Regions from separate parts of the Homo sapiens genome. Here all the other regions are linked to region 2. Evidence: chromatin loops called from intact Hi-C (ENCODE). Cell type or tissue: Caco-2. All regions are shown on one strand. Links, peaks and the distances in the headings refer to the core of each region. The heading gives the core; the rest is flanking DNA.

Region 1 (4,927 bases), core at 369-4,368, 350 kb after region 2:
TTGAATTGTTCACAGCATGTGAGTGCTCCTTATCCCTTATCCCTCCCACAGAGCCTGGAGCATTCTAACACAGTTCCCCCTGCCCTCGCCCATTTCCTACATAAGTGGGGACGATTCTTGAAGCTGGCATTTTACAGAAGCAGAAGAACACTCAGTAAAGCTAAATAGATGATGAAGAACAAAAACATCTTAAAATATTCTAAGTTTGGTTTATAGTGACCACAAAGGAATACATGAAAAATACCATTTTAGACTCAATAAGGATATTGGAGTTTTGTCCATTATAATTTTTAATCTTTGCTCAATTTCTTTTTAATATTTTTTTCCCATAATATTTGACTTTGGGGCCATGAATGGATCAGACAGTGTTTTTTTCTTCTGAATTCTAGCTGCAGCACTAAACAATTTCTACACTTGAAGAATGCTGGGTAATACTAGGGCTCAGCAGTGTTGCTTCTCCTTTTCTTTTTCTGGGCATGTGGGAAACTGCACTTTACAAGGTCCTTGCACGGGGGTTTACTTTCTTCCTCAGCCTAGAAGTGACACAGGTCTCTTGGGCTGCCGTTTAATTGGTCAAATCTGGACACCTTTGCTCCACCTGAGTCTGCACTCTCTTTCCTTTCTTCAGTCAAAGATGTTCTTGATGGAGTCCCTGTCAGCCTGGATCCCAGAGTGCTGATGTGGAGCAGAAAACTCCTTGCCCCAAGTTGGACATGTAGCATGGGTGAGAAATAAATCTAAGTGTATGTTTTGGGAATTTCAAAGTGCATTTGTTATTGCAGGATAACCTAGTAACTGCTGAATAATATAGAAGGTCTAATGGCAACAGGTTAAAAAAAGTAAGAAAGGCCACATCAAATCACTTTGTAGCAATTGCACCTACCTGGCTCTGCTAATAAACGAGGAAAGAATAAGAAAGTAGTGATAGTCCTAACATACCTAAAACATAACAACTTACAATAATCACTTCTCCAAAATCCTTCTACTTAAAGGATTCCACAGATGTTTGCTGATGAGTTAGCCAACTTGAAGTTGAATTGATCATTATAGTTTATTTGTTCCTTCAATAAATATGTGCCAGGTTTGTCATCATGTGGTAGGTAACAGGCAACTAACAAGATGGACATGTCATATTTACAGTATGATAGATGGTGATAACTGCTATGTTCAAAAGAAAAATGCAGGAAAGAGGGTATGGAGTAAAGGGTGGTGTACGATTTTAAATAGGGTGGCAGGAAATTGCTTACTGAGAAGGTGAGAGAATAAGCTATGCTGATATCAGAAAGAAAAAGTGACATAGGCAGAAGGGACAGGAAGTGCAAATGGGCTGAGCTAGAACTTTGTCTGGTCCCTTCCAAGGTTAGCAGAGAGGCCAGGGAGCTGAGAGAAGCAAGCAAGAGGGGAAGTGGGAGGAGAGGAGGGTAGTTGTCTATGGGTGAGGATGTAGGCAGATCAAACTTGCAAGACCTTATAGCTCTGTAGGTAAGGCAGATTCTACCAAGTCCGAGGGCAGAAGCAAGGCAGAGTAGAGCAACAGCAGAGGAGCGCCATGCTCTGACTGGATGGGGAAGAATCTGGATTGAAGTGCCAGGGGAGGAGCTTTGAGACCAGTTTGGAAGCCATTGCAACAGCCCAGGTGGGAAGTGATAGCCTCTGGCCAGGGTGGCAGTGGGGCAAGGGTGAGGAATGGTGAGACGCAAGAAGGCAAGTAGAGCTGCAGGTATTGCGATGGATCAGATGTGCAGTGTAAGCGTCCACGACGATGCTGAGAGTTTTGGCCTCAATAACCATTTTTTGATCATCTTATGATCATCACGCCCACATGTCAGTAGAGGCACCATTAATCATACATGGAGAAATACAAACCTGGAGAGATGGAATCATGTTTCCGAGATCACAAACGTGGCAGGTCCAGGGATCTGGACACACCCCTGTGATCCACATTCCCCTGACCCCAGATCTCCTGCGTCCCATTTCTCCCCATAACTGCATCCTCTTGGAGGCCATCGGAAGCAGAATGAGAAGCAAGTCATTATGACCAAGAAAAGTCCTTGCCAGATGTCTGTCTTCATTCTCTCTGAAAGCCCACACGCCACCCAATCGGCTTCTGAATTACACGGGATCTAAAGGAGTGTTTCCTTTTGTTATTTGCAAAATAAGAAGGGGTCACTTCTAAGCTTTTTCTATGCACATCCTCTTACCATGAATCACTATTTCATGTTCAGTGTGTGGGCGCGAAATATTGGAAGCCTTCTGGGGGTTGCTGCTGGGGAAGAATGTTTCATTGTGTAACCACAGACATGGGCTACTCCAGAGTTCTTGACAAATGTCCATGTGTTTTCTGACCACCCTGCAAGGAGGCGGCACTGGTTTGAACTTGGCCTATGCACCTCACTTCAGCTCTGAGACACATGGACATTCCCGGGTCTGCCACAGGCTCTGTGGAGGGCGGCTGAGTACAAGACACAGCCATCCGCTCTCCTTTCATGCCTTGGAAGGAATGCCCATCGAATCCTTCCTTGCATCCCTTTAGGATGTTTTCTTGGGACTTAGAAAAACACCATTTTCTTTCACACAGGATAGAAGAATTTTTTCCCAAAGGTTGAGCTCAATAGCATGAACTTGAGGCTTTTTTTTCCTCAAATTGTGGTTGATGGCCATCTGTCTGTCACTGGAGGTATTTTTCTTAAATGAAGATTCCTGAACCCCACCCAAATTACCTGAAATTAAAATAGTTGGGGTGAGGCCAGGAATACCTGCATTGTGAGCAAGCTCCCCAGATTATTTTTATATCCACTATGTCTAAGCTTCAGAACTGGATGAAGAACCAGAAATGCAAAGCTCTAGTCCTGTGGGAGCCCCTGCATTCACTACTTGAGACCATTTTGAGGCCAGCAGACCCCAGCTGGATCCCATCTTCTCTACCGCCAGTCCTGCCCTCCCCAGCAGGCATACAAGAGCTGCAGGGACCAGGCTGCCCCTAGCCCTCTGATAAATGCTGTCACAGCCTGGCTGCAGGTACCAGGACTCAGAGGTTGTCCCGGGCTTCCCCAGTCTGGGTAAGAAGCAGCTGTGATGGATGGCCCCAGAGGGACAGGCTGACCCAGGCCCCCTTTCTGGTCCTGATGAGAACTGTGCAGCAAGCTCATAGCCAGGACTGTTGGTACATCAACTGACAAAGAAGGACTTGGCCTCTGGTGAGCATAAAATCCTGTCTTGACTAAGGTTGAGGGGGTGGAATTGACCTTTCCAGAATGTGCACCCTTCCCCTTAGTCTAAACAAATCCTTTTGCCCTTTTCCACTCAGCTGAGGGCCAGGCCCCCTTCCTGACTGCCCCAGCTCACACGAGCCCCCTTCTCGAAATCCCATTGCGCTCCCCATCGCCATTGGCCTCACCTTACTCCGTCTTGCCTTTTCATTGCTGATTCATGTGGGTTACTGTGGTGCAGTGGAAAGAGTGCAGACCTTGAGCCAGCAGATCCAGGTGTGAATCGCAGCTGTAGAGTGCAGTGTCTACCTCTCAGAGTCTCAGGGTCTTGTGTGTTCAGTGGTGATGAGACCACACAGCATCGTGCAGGGTGAAATAACATGACCCATGGAAAGCTCTTGATGCAAAATGAGACTCCTCCCTGTCCTGCAGAGCATACCAGTTTAAGCTATATTAGATACAGCTCTGCTTTTCTGTTCCTAGAAAGTTTGACAGCAGCTGACATTTCCTGAGTACTTACTGCCTGCTAGGCACTGTGCTAAGTTCTTTCATGTGTTATTTCAGTCAATGATCCCAACCACCCTGTCAGATAGGTCCTATTATTATCCCCATTCCACAGATCTGAAAAATAGAGGTTAGCTTGGTTAAGCCATCTGCCAAAGAGCAGATAGTGATAAGCTGTGGTCAGAAATCAAACCCAGGTGTGTCTGGTTCCAGGGCCCGTGGGATGCTAGTCTCTGACCACAACTCACATGAGTATTATGTGAGTTGTGACTCACATACACACTTGCTGACTGTAAGTTTCTGGATGTTTTCATGTCAATGAATACTGTAACGAACCAACCAAGTTCCTAATTTTTTTTAAGGGCAATGGTTCCTTCATCCTTATAGTCCCACGACTACACTATAAATTCCCACAATCCACCTCTAAGCACCTCTAAACCCAAATTATTTTCCTTCTAAAATAAACCAGTATAATAAATAACAACAGTAATGATCATGGTAACAATAAACATTTTGAACGTAGTTTTTCTCTTCTTTTTCTCCTTTTGTTTCATGACAGTGGATAATGTGAGAGTGGAGAATGGAACAGAAGCTTGGAGAGGTGACGGCAGCGACTGAGCAATGTGTGTTTGTTGTACCTACCCTCTGTCAGGGCTGTCTGGGGAGAGCCGTGATGGGGTGCAGGGCGAGGCGTCTTATACCATGCTCGTCACTCTGGAGGAAACACAACTCCAATCACAAGAACTGAGCTGAAGTCTCTGGTTCGTTATTTTTTGTTTTGTAGCTGAGAATGTTAGTAAGCTCTGCTGCTGTTCCACACACAATAATGCCAACTTCCTTGTGAGTCACTGAAGAACATGGAATGTGGTGTGTGAATTGCTTCGAAGACCCTGACTGGCCACCCGAACAACAGGTGTCAGTTCTGAATTTAGGAGGTGCTTAGTAAATGTTTACTTCGGGATTTTAATTATAAATAATTGTCTTAATCCTAAATTATTGAATTTGACCACACTTGGAGGAGGCAGATCTTGAGTTCACTGGGTTCATTACCTGTAGCATTATACACCCACCTGGATCAGTTAATAAAAATGGATAAGCAAGAGCTACAATGAGCATCCGAGAAACACATGCCTGCCTGACCCCACACATCTGACAGTCAAAGTCAGTGACATTTCAATGCTTTTCCAACCACCAATTCGTATGATCCTCATACT
Region 2 (4,927 bases), core at 252-4,251:
CTGGAATGGAGAAGACCCTTCCACGCTGGGAGGAGGGGCTGGTTTCCTTCCTCGTTTTCACGCCTGTTCTGAGGTTTTCTTTCCTCCCTCTTGCAACAGCCCAGGCTTGTTTCCAGCTCGCGCCGCCCTCAGCCCACCTCGCTCCTTCCCTCTTCCAGCCTGCACCCTCCCCTGCCCGCCACGCTCTCGGGGGTCATCGCTGGGCGGGTTGCTGTTTGTTGACCTCCCCCTTCCAGGGCACTTTCTTCACACACCTGTCATTCACTGTCCTGAGGGAGAGTTTTTGTCACCACTGGGCAGAAACATCTCTGAAATCTCGGCTGCAGATAACTGCTTTCCAATCACAGCGATCCTTTCATCCGAGTTGCAGAAATATCCTCTATGGCCATAACTTCTTACCTCAACTCTTCCACTCACGAAGTCACCACTTTCTTACTAAGAGTGGCCTTTTCTTGGTTCCCTGGCTGGCATTCGATGCCAGTGCTGCCAACTTCACTGCTTCCACCGGCTCCACAGCTGCCTGGCACGCCCAGCCCCTCGGGGTTTGCTGGCTCGGGGCGTCCCCTTCATTGTAGTTCAGGGCCCCTTCAGTGCACATTTAGGGTGAGCCGGTGTGTTAAGCCACACCACACTGACTTTGGGAGATGGGCCGATGCTGGCCTTAGACTGCAGGGACTGCGTTGAGACTTTTCTGGAAACATATAGGTGTGCCTGCATGGAGACTTTTCTGGAAAGCCATCCTGGAAGTGGCCATTTGGAAAGCAGGCAAGCCTTGACCCTTGGGAAAGGTGGGACTTCCTCTCCCCGGGCCCAGGGAGTGGGAGGGGAGAGGATTGGCCTGTGGCTTTGTGGAATTTGGTGTTTTCCCACGGGGGGAGATGGTAGTTGCAGAGCCTGGGAGGTTCCTTTAGCTTCAAGGGGACTTGTCTGTGTCCAGGCCCTCTCTCAAGCACAAGAGAAAGGTGACGATGCAGGATCCTTCCCTCAGGTGACACCCTCTCAGCTCAGCCACCAGAGTTCATGGCCAGCCTTGGTTGCGGGTGTGGGTCTGAAGAGTGGATCATGAAAAGCTGGTGGTTCTCCTGAAGGGAAACCCTCGAAACTTCTTTCTCACCCTCTGAGGAGTTGGTGGAAATATCTCAGGCCTCCGCTTGGGAAGAACGTGGAGCAGGGCTGGTGCCGCCGCAGAGACCAGCAAGCCGGGCTTGGTTCTGCAGGAATGAGTCTGAGGCACTTGCGGGTCCTGCTCTCTCAGCGGGGGCGATGGAGGAAGCCACCCTGCCATGTCCTTGTATTTAGAGAAGGGGCTCTGGGGAAAGCGACGTGGTGCTTGACTACTTCATCATCAGATTAGGAAGATATCTGGGGCCTTAATTTGGATAACTGGGTCAAGATTATACAACAATTATGGTTATATGCAAATTCTGTTGCTTTAAAAATAGGAATCACCTTATTTAATTATTTTAGGATCACAAAGCTTCCGTCCTCCAAGAATGACCACACGGTGGACATTTCAGGAGCCTTGGAGAGCCACACCTCTAATTCCCCCATCACCCTGAACGTGCAGCTTGCCATCCTTCTGTTTTTGTCTGTAAACTGGTGGCTATTGTCCTAAATCATTTTTCTTAGGGAATTTTCCGTAACATCAACCCCAATATTTTAACAATTGTGGCGTGTTTGGGATGGGGATCCCAAGCATTTCATCAGATTCAAGCATTTCCTATACTTGGAGCTTTTTTCTTTTTGGTTTCTAAAACTAGGTAAATAAGTGTATTTGGTTTCCTAACCTCCAAAGCCTTACTGATTTAATTTTTGCTAAATGGCACTGCTGAATTTTAATGTACACAACAGAGGGTCCTTGGAGGAACCGGTGTCACTCCACTCCAGGGGCCCCTTTCTCATTGAATTTTAGATGGTGCAGAAGGAATTGGGCTAGCGCCTTTCCTAGGAAGCCATGGGAAGATTTAGCACTCCAAAAAATTGTTTTAATTCAGCACCTCCAACAACCTGTCCCCGGACTCTTGTTTTTCTTAGTGCTAAACTATAACCACCTAGAACACACGCTTTTCACATTCTGAATAGTAACTTGAAGGCTGGTGATTCTGAATAGTAACTTGAAGGCTGGTGAACCATTAAATTCAACTGTTGTAAAATCTGATCCTGCCACGAGGTGGCAGTGTGGTCTTGTGTCTTGAGGCTTTCTGCACGATGGAAAACCCAAGTTGGTTTACACTGTCTGTACTGATAGACATTTAGTACAGACAGTATAAACCAATTCCTTTCAAAAACCCACATCTCAAACAAAATCAAACTATTAAGTTTTTAGTGCAAACTGTAATTGCAGGCTGAAGGAAGCTTTCTTTTTGATTCTAAGGATAGATATAAAACTTCTCCACTCTCCCTTAGAAGATATAAGAGTTTGTTTTTCCAGTAGAAAATTAGGCTAATTACAGTGATAATGTGGGTAAGCTTTTGTGGTATCTTTGATGAAAATATATAGTAGAATAATACCTTTAATTTCATTACTAACTTTCATCTGTGTGACTTACTTTGTTGAAAGCATTAATTTTTTATAATGTCTTATAATTACAGAAGGCATTATGTGTTTTTCTTTACCTGATCCTTCCCTCAAATGTTGAATAACTTTTTGATTTCATGATTAAATTCTGGGTTCTATGTACATCTCTCTTACCACACCCCCAACATGTTAACATGTAAATAGCCTATCTTGTCCACCCATTGTCAACTGGAAGCTCTGACTGAGGGGAAAGCAAGCTTGAATAAGGGCTTAAAAAAACAGTAATTTAAAAAGCAAAAAAGTCCTAACTTTTTTATTGCTGAAAATGTTAAGACACAATTGTCTTTGAGTTTACTGTTTTGGAACTCTAATGAGGGCCATCTCATTAACTTGAATGCTTTTGAACTCAGTTTAGCTTTAACGCGTGTGCTCTCAGGCAGGCAGGCAGGCAGGCGTGTTCCTCTGGTATTGCAAACATCTGTTTGGAATGGATCTAAATTCACATACACCATGCCTGTGCATTCAACATACCACCCTACCTAAGAGCTAAGGATGAAGAAGATGGTTATCTTTGACAAAAATCATAATTCCTGAGTGTCTCCATTGCACTTGGTGAAAATGTCACTTGGTCTGGGCCAGGTGACAGCCATGGGGTTAGACCAAGGGGCCAGGCCATGGATTAGAGCAGGCCTCAGACCCAGAGCTTGATCAAGGGGGGAATCACCCACAAACGAATGAACGCCTACTCTGTGGCTGTCAGTTTACTTACATTGGCTCCTGCAATCCCTCCAACAGGCCCATATCTCCCCTTTCCACAGAGGAAAAAGGTTTACCAGGTATGGTTGGCAGAACAAGGGGCCCCCAAAGATATCCACACCCTAATCCCCGGAACCTGTGAATACGTTAGATTACACAGCAAAGGGGAATTAAGGTTGCCCATATAATTAAGGTTGCTAATCCAATGACTTTCAGGTAGGGAGATTATTCTGGGTTATCCTGGTGGGTCCAATGTAATCATAAGAGTTTCTATGGCTGGAAAGGTGAGAACCAAAGAGATGGCAGCATGAAAAGGCCTCAGCCAGATGCTGCTGGCTTTGAAGATGGAGGAAAGGGCTTGAATAAGGGCTTAGAAGCCAAGGAATGTGGTGGCCTCAGGAAGCTGGAAAAGACATAAAATAGATTCTCTTGTAGAGCCTCTAGAAGGCGTACCGCCCTGCTGACACCTTGATTTTAACCAGTGAGACCCATTTGACTTCTGACCTCTAGACTTGCAAGAATGAATTTGTGCTGTGTAAGTCACTACATTCGTGGTAATTTGTTATGGCAGCAATTGGAAACTGACACACTGGTGCTCTATATTGTGGGTTACACAGGCGGCGTGGGGTGATTCCAGACTTAAATCATAGCTCACATGACTGAGAAAATGTTATTTCTTTGTTTCATGGATAAAGTGATATTTCTCACCTGCTAGGTAGAGGATGAGAGGAAAATCATTTTTAGTTCTGTTTGATATGAAATTTAGTCTTAATCCAATAATTAAAAAAAATCCCTTCAGGGAATGCTGTGTTTTTATTTTTAATAACCGTTCATTGTTTTAACTTCCTCCTTAATCACCTGCTCTGTTCTCATGGAGTGTGTGTGTCAGGTGACTCAGTGGCTGTGGGATTGGGGGGTCTCTGGTTCTCATCCAGCTCTGAGGCTCCCTGTCACCCCCTCATGTGTGTGGGTGGCCTCAGGGAAGGATTTTGCATAGAATGGGACTGAAGCGGGTGGGGCCTCAGGGAGTGGTTTTGCACAGGGTGGAGCCATGATGAGCTGGGCTTTGGGGTGCCTGCTGCTTCCTGCATTCCTGTGGGCAGGCCCAGTCTACACCGACATCGGGAGACCTTCGTGCCTGGTGTCCATTTCCCCAACTCTATAGACTTCTCCCCTCCTGGGTCTGCTGCCTGGAGTCCAGTCACCCTGGGTCCCCTCATTTCCCAGTCCAGCTCCCTGGTGCAGTCTGTGGTATAGCCCTCTCCTCCCTAATTAATTCCTCTTCTAGTCATAATGACCATCGAGGAGTGGCATGGAATTAAAGTCTCTGACTTTGGTTCTTTAGAAGCTGAAGAAAATTACAATTGTTTCAATATCTAAGCCTGTTTTTCAGCCCTCTTGTCCTGTGAAGGGGCTAAGTACCTTCCCTCTGTTGTCCCAGGGCCATAAGTATGGAGACCACAAAAGGCATATGTTTTATAGGGGGCTGTTAAGATGCATACTTTCCTGTTTGCTGTACATGGCTGTTTAGCAGAAGCTGCGCTGGGATTGGAGCCTCGGTCTCTGTCCTCAAAGCCCACATTCTCACCTACTACAACACCTTGGCAGGCTGCAGGTGGACAGAGGCTGTTAAGTTTCCAGGTAAGGAAATCT
Region 3 (4,927 bases), core at 311-4,310, 170 kb after region 2:
GAGCAGAAAGCGTTGCTAGATCCAAGGAAAAGCAGGAGATCATGTAGTCAGACTCCTCTCAGTTTCCAGTCTCCCTGGAAGGGATCCTCCTCCTCCTCTGGGAGGAAGGAAGGGGAGAGAAAACTCCACTGGGGATTCCGGGCTGGCCGGGAGGCATGTGGTTAGCTTTCTCTCCTTGTAGAATCAATGAGTTTAAGAATCGGTGGGATTTTGTAGGAATTTGTCTTGTAAGGTTACAGTGTATTAAAAACTCTTGGAAACTGAAGTCCCGTCCCTTAGAAATAGTAGTCATATGGTAGAAAAATCTGGAAAATAGTAATGACTCAATAAATGTGTTTTTCTTTTCTCCTTTCTTGTCCAAGCTTCATAACTAATGCCTATCTCTTCTGACTAAAGAGAACTGCTTCTCTTCTTTTCTGTTCAGATATAAACAAGTGCTATTTTATACATCCAACATTCACTTTATGCGCCCATATATTTACCATTCACGATCTCTGGCATTTCATCTAAGAAAGCCTGTTAGGATTTCACTTAGTATGAGTCAGCTTGCAACTTGCATATGTTAGCTTCCATTGATACAGAAATGTCTTTCTTTAACTTTCTATGTATTTATTTTTTGAGACAGAGTCTCGCTATGGTTGCCCAGGTGGGAGTGAGGTGGTGTCATCTCAGCTCATTGCAACCTCCACCTCCCAGGTTCAAGTGATTCTCCTGCCTCGGGAGGCTGCCTCAGCCTCCCAAGTAGCTGGGATGACAGTTGCAAGCCACCAGGCCTGGCTAATTTTTGTATTTTTAGTAGAGACAGCGTTTTACCATGTTGCCCAGGCTGGTCTTGAACTCCTGACCTTAGGTGATCCACCTACCTTGGCCTCCCAAAGTGTTGGAATTACAGGTGTGAACCACCGCACCCGGCCTCTTTCTTTAACTTTCATTCTTGAAGCATGTTTTCCCCATGCACAGTGTGTTACTAGGTTGGCAGCTGATTTTCTTCTGTCCTTTGTAGATACATACCATTGCATTGTTTGCTGCCTTCTGTTTTTTTTTTTTTTTTTTTTTTTGGTTTTTGGGGTTTTTTTGTGTGGAACATTAGCTGTCAATCTATTGCTCACTTGAAGGTACTTGAATTTTTTTTCTCTGGCTGCTTTTAAGATTTTCTTTTTGTCTTTTTTTTTTTTTTTGCAGTTTTATGATGATATGTCTAGGTGTGCATTTCTTTATATTTATCTTTCCTGGGGCTTATAGAACTTCTTGATACTGTAGATAAATAATTAAACAATTAATCATTCTTTTGCTTAACAGATATTTACTGAGCGCATACCCCAGATCTTGGAGTCTAGTGGTGGGAGAAGACAGGAAATAGTTGATCTCAGCATGAACGATCAATGTGGCCCTGGTGGCAAGTGCATGTGCTTTGGGAGCACATCCTGTTGGGGTTGCTGTTGAAACCAAGTCCTGAAGGACAAGTAGAGGATCAGCAGGCAAAGCGTGTGAGAAGGCTGGAGAGAGTGTTTCCATATGTGGGTCTCCATCTGTAAAGCTCCAGGAGATGAGGGCATGAAGGGCATGTGGAACTGCAAGGAGGCCAGTGTGTCTGAAACATGGTGCAGGACAGCGGGATCTGTGGAGGACAGGGCCAGAGATAAAGCCCGTTTTTCCAGGGCCCATCTCCAGCCGCTGCATTTCTTTCGAGCTTTAGACAGACTATCTGCTTCCCATATGACATTTTTTCCAGGATGATTCAAGCCACTTCAAACTCAACTTGTCTGGAGCTGACTCATCCTTCTCAAATCTCAGCCTCCTCCAGAATCCCCGCCCCTGACTCAGTTGCACTCCTAGAAAACTGGACAGTGTTCCCTGCAGGCCTGGCAGCCCTGCAAGGAGGGAATGACTTGAGAAGAGTTTTTGCTTCAGAAAGCTCACCCTTGACTGCAGTGTGGAGCAAGGATTGGAGGGATGAACTGGAAGCAGGGGCCCCTGCGAGGGGAATGTTACTCTAGTGCAGGTGGAGAGGATACGGGCCCATCCACACTGGCAGCAGCAGAGTGGTGGGAGAGTGGAAAGGGGTGAGCAGCAGAAAGGAAGTCGACTTGGTGAGATTTGGTGACTGATGGGAGGGGAGGCAGACTGTGGGTTTGAAGCACTGGGCCAATGGCAGACTCATGTAGGAGTGAGAGGGGCCCTAGGACGGCAGTTGGTCAGGGTGGCTTTGGGCTTGTTGAACTGAAGTGGTGCCCAGGAGGAAGCTGAGCTGCAGCTCTTAGTTTCAGGCGAAAAATCAGCCCTGCAGACACAGGGCCGGGATTTGTTACCCAATCTGTTGTAAAGTGCTTCCTTCACAGTATGCCTTTGCTCTGAATAACTCTAACCCCACAGACTTACTCAAGTGTCACTTTACAAACTCTGACACAGTGAAAAAAAAGTCTCTCTTTTTTTCTCCTACCCCCATTTTCATGCAGGAAATAACAACAAAGACCCAGGTCAGAGATGAGTCTTTGTAGAGCTTCCCAAAGTGATTTGAGGCTGGGAGGCTATAGTCAGTGGAATATAGAATTTGTGCAAAAGCTGGAGAAGGCTGACAGTGGCGGTCAGGGAAATCTAAATTGGCCCCAGCTGACAACCTCATCCCAAGCTTGGTGGGGCCCCACCCCCTGCTGAGAGAGCCACCCATTCAGGCCCCTGGGCTTTGTAAATAGTTTCTGTTTAGTTTTCAGCTCACAAGAAGCAAGCACATAAAAGAGTTAGTCATCGGGCCGATTCAGCAGGGCACACATTAGCTAGATATTGACCTGGGCTCCTTTCACACCAGGTGAGTGATGTGTTGAATGTTGGAGCTGGGTAGAATCTAGCCTGAAAGTCTATATTAACTTTGCAGGGATTATAAAAGAGAAACTGAGGTTGCCTAAATGGGAACTATTTTCATGTGTTCAGATGGGTTGACCTGTGTGAGTACCCCAGGCTAAAGTAGCCAAATAGGAGAAGACACTGTGAGACTCACCCTGGTCTGTTTCAGCCGAATGAACTGAGGTGGGCAGAGAAGTTTATTTTTGAAATGGCCAAAGTCTCTTCCTGATTTGGTTGATCCAGCTGGGGCAACTCCTCACACATCCGAGGCTCTGGCTCTGCAGGGTAGCTCGGGGTGCTTGGCTGATGTTTGAGTTAGGGGAGAGCTTTCACATCTGTAGGGTGACAGAAGCCCTTATCACAGCATGATGCAAGCCACTGCTAGGAAGACACCCTTGGGGGCCAGCCATGCTCTGGGGAAACCAGCAAGTCACTTTGAGTTCACAAAGAGTTGGCTTTATCCAAAGGTCATGCCAAGGGATACTCTTCATGTTCCTGGAGTCTCCCGAGGCACGCCCTCCTGCCCGGGCATTTGTTCTCCACGGTCCCTGGGGAAAGCACCAGCTTTCACATACTCCAAGTCCTCCACCTTGTGACATCGAAAGAGGTATCAACAGTTTAAATCTGTGCACTGAGCATGTGAAAAATTCCATTTCCCACCCGCCACAAATTGTCTAAAAGACAGACTGATTTTATGACAAGAGTGTTTCTCTTCTCTATTGTTTACTTTCTTTAGTTCCTGATTCTTCATTTTCACACATTTTTATGTGGCCTGATACATAAATTCAACTTAACAGCAGCCATTGTGTTTAGGAAGCCCAGAGAATTCTTATTTTCCAACTGTTCACCAGCATTCTCTACTTGTGGAAAGTAAAACCCTTAGAGCCCAATGTGACTTATGCGCGGATATTTTTCAGATAATGGAGTAGCTACAAATAACCGATTTTCCTGTTTCTCCGAGCCTCTCCCTGACAGATAATGAAGTCATAAAGGGCATCATGATTTCAGTGCCGATACTGGAACCTCGTGTTCAGATTCAAACTCGCTTTGTTCTTGACTGTGTGACTGAAAGCTGGAAAATAAGCTGTGACTCAAATTTTTGTCTGGATAATTTATATTGTAATTAGTTAACTAATTAATTAATTTATGAACAAGTTGTGGGTTGTTAGATTTAAATGGACACAACTGAGTGTAAGTTCTAACTTTTCCTTGTGAGACGGGACCCCTGGCTTCAGTTTCTGTGCAAAATAAAAATCGAGCTATGTGATTTTTAAAGTGCATTCCAGCTCTGTTTTTTCCCAGGTCTGTGATTGGAAAATATCCCTGACTCACAGCCCTTGCTTCCCGGTGCCCTGGCTCTCACCCTCACGTTGGCCCAGCACTTAGGGCTCCCCTCCCTGGCCTCTGCCCAGCTATGCGACTTGGCGCCCTCTTCCCTTTATAACACTGGTGCCCTCTCCCAAGTCCAATTGTGAAAAATTCTGAGACTAGGTTACCCTATGCTATGTTCCTGCTACCCCTCCTCCTGAAGCCTGCTCCCTCCCTTCCCCCATGCAGCCAGCACGGGAAAAAACACTTAGAGTAGATCGAGTTTATCCCCCACGTTCCCTCACCCCGCCCACATGCCCTCATCCCCTCTCCTGCCACCAGCAACCTCCCTCCTGAGAGCCCCAAGTCAGCATTCTCGTTCTGCGCAGACCGTCTTGTGAAAGCAGAAAGCCACCTGATGAGCAAGTTCACATGGACATGCCAATGACAGTGCAGTCTCCTTCTTGGGAGGATTGCCCATCTATTGGGTGTTTTGTATGTGCCAGGTGCACTTTTACTCCTCTTTCAACGATGTGATGAGGTCATTATTATCATCCTCATCTATAGTGCATGCTATAGAAGCCCTGAGCAGCCCTCGCAGGGCCTGCCATGTGAATTACCTTGCCAGTGACTGGAATCTGCTTTAAGAAGATAGAGCTGGTGGACAGGCGTGGTGGCTCATGCCTGTAAACCCAGCACTTTGGAAGGCCGAGGCAGGCAGATGACCTGAGGCCAGGAGTTCAAGACCAGCCTGGCCAACATGATGAAACCCTATCTC

The links. Peaks named below come from ENCODE experiments on the same cell type or tissue, not always from the same donor. Only the 100,000 strongest peaks of a DNase experiment are listed, where the experiment ranks them.
Region 1: it touches region 2 in a loop (13-fold over the local background); 5 of 110 quality-filtered maps call a loop at or near these places.
Region 3: a loop joins it to region 2, with 3 times the contacts of the local background. A loop is called at or near these places in 2 of 110 quality-filtered maps.

Annotation. Positions count from the first base shown.
Region 1 is chr18:10,318,751-10,323,677 of GRCh38, forward strand. LOC105371985 (a long non-coding RNA gene) reads right to left here and starts at 4,580. Exons shown (of 4, transcript XR_001753346.2): 1 at 4,356-4,580; 2 at 3,398-3,635. RefSeq lists an enhancer at 1-297. In Caco-2, for the core only: no CTCF peak of the experiment used is centred there; no DNase peak of the experiment used is centred there.
Region 2 is chr18:9,969,344-9,974,270 of GRCh38, forward strand. No RefSeq gene overlaps it. Among named protein-coding and RNA genes, the nearest start is that of VAPA, 58 kb to the left of the region's middle. In Caco-2, for the core only: a CTCF peak has its summit at 2,168 (motif pointing right); a DNase peak (open chromatin) is centred at 2,188.
Region 3 is chr18:10,138,441-10,143,367 of GRCh38, forward strand. No RefSeq gene overlaps it. Among named protein-coding and RNA genes, the nearest start is that of VAPA, 230 kb to the left of the region's middle. RefSeq lists an enhancer at 2,044-2,543. In Caco-2, for the core only: no CTCF peak of the experiment used is centred there; a DNase peak (open chromatin) is centred at 2,691.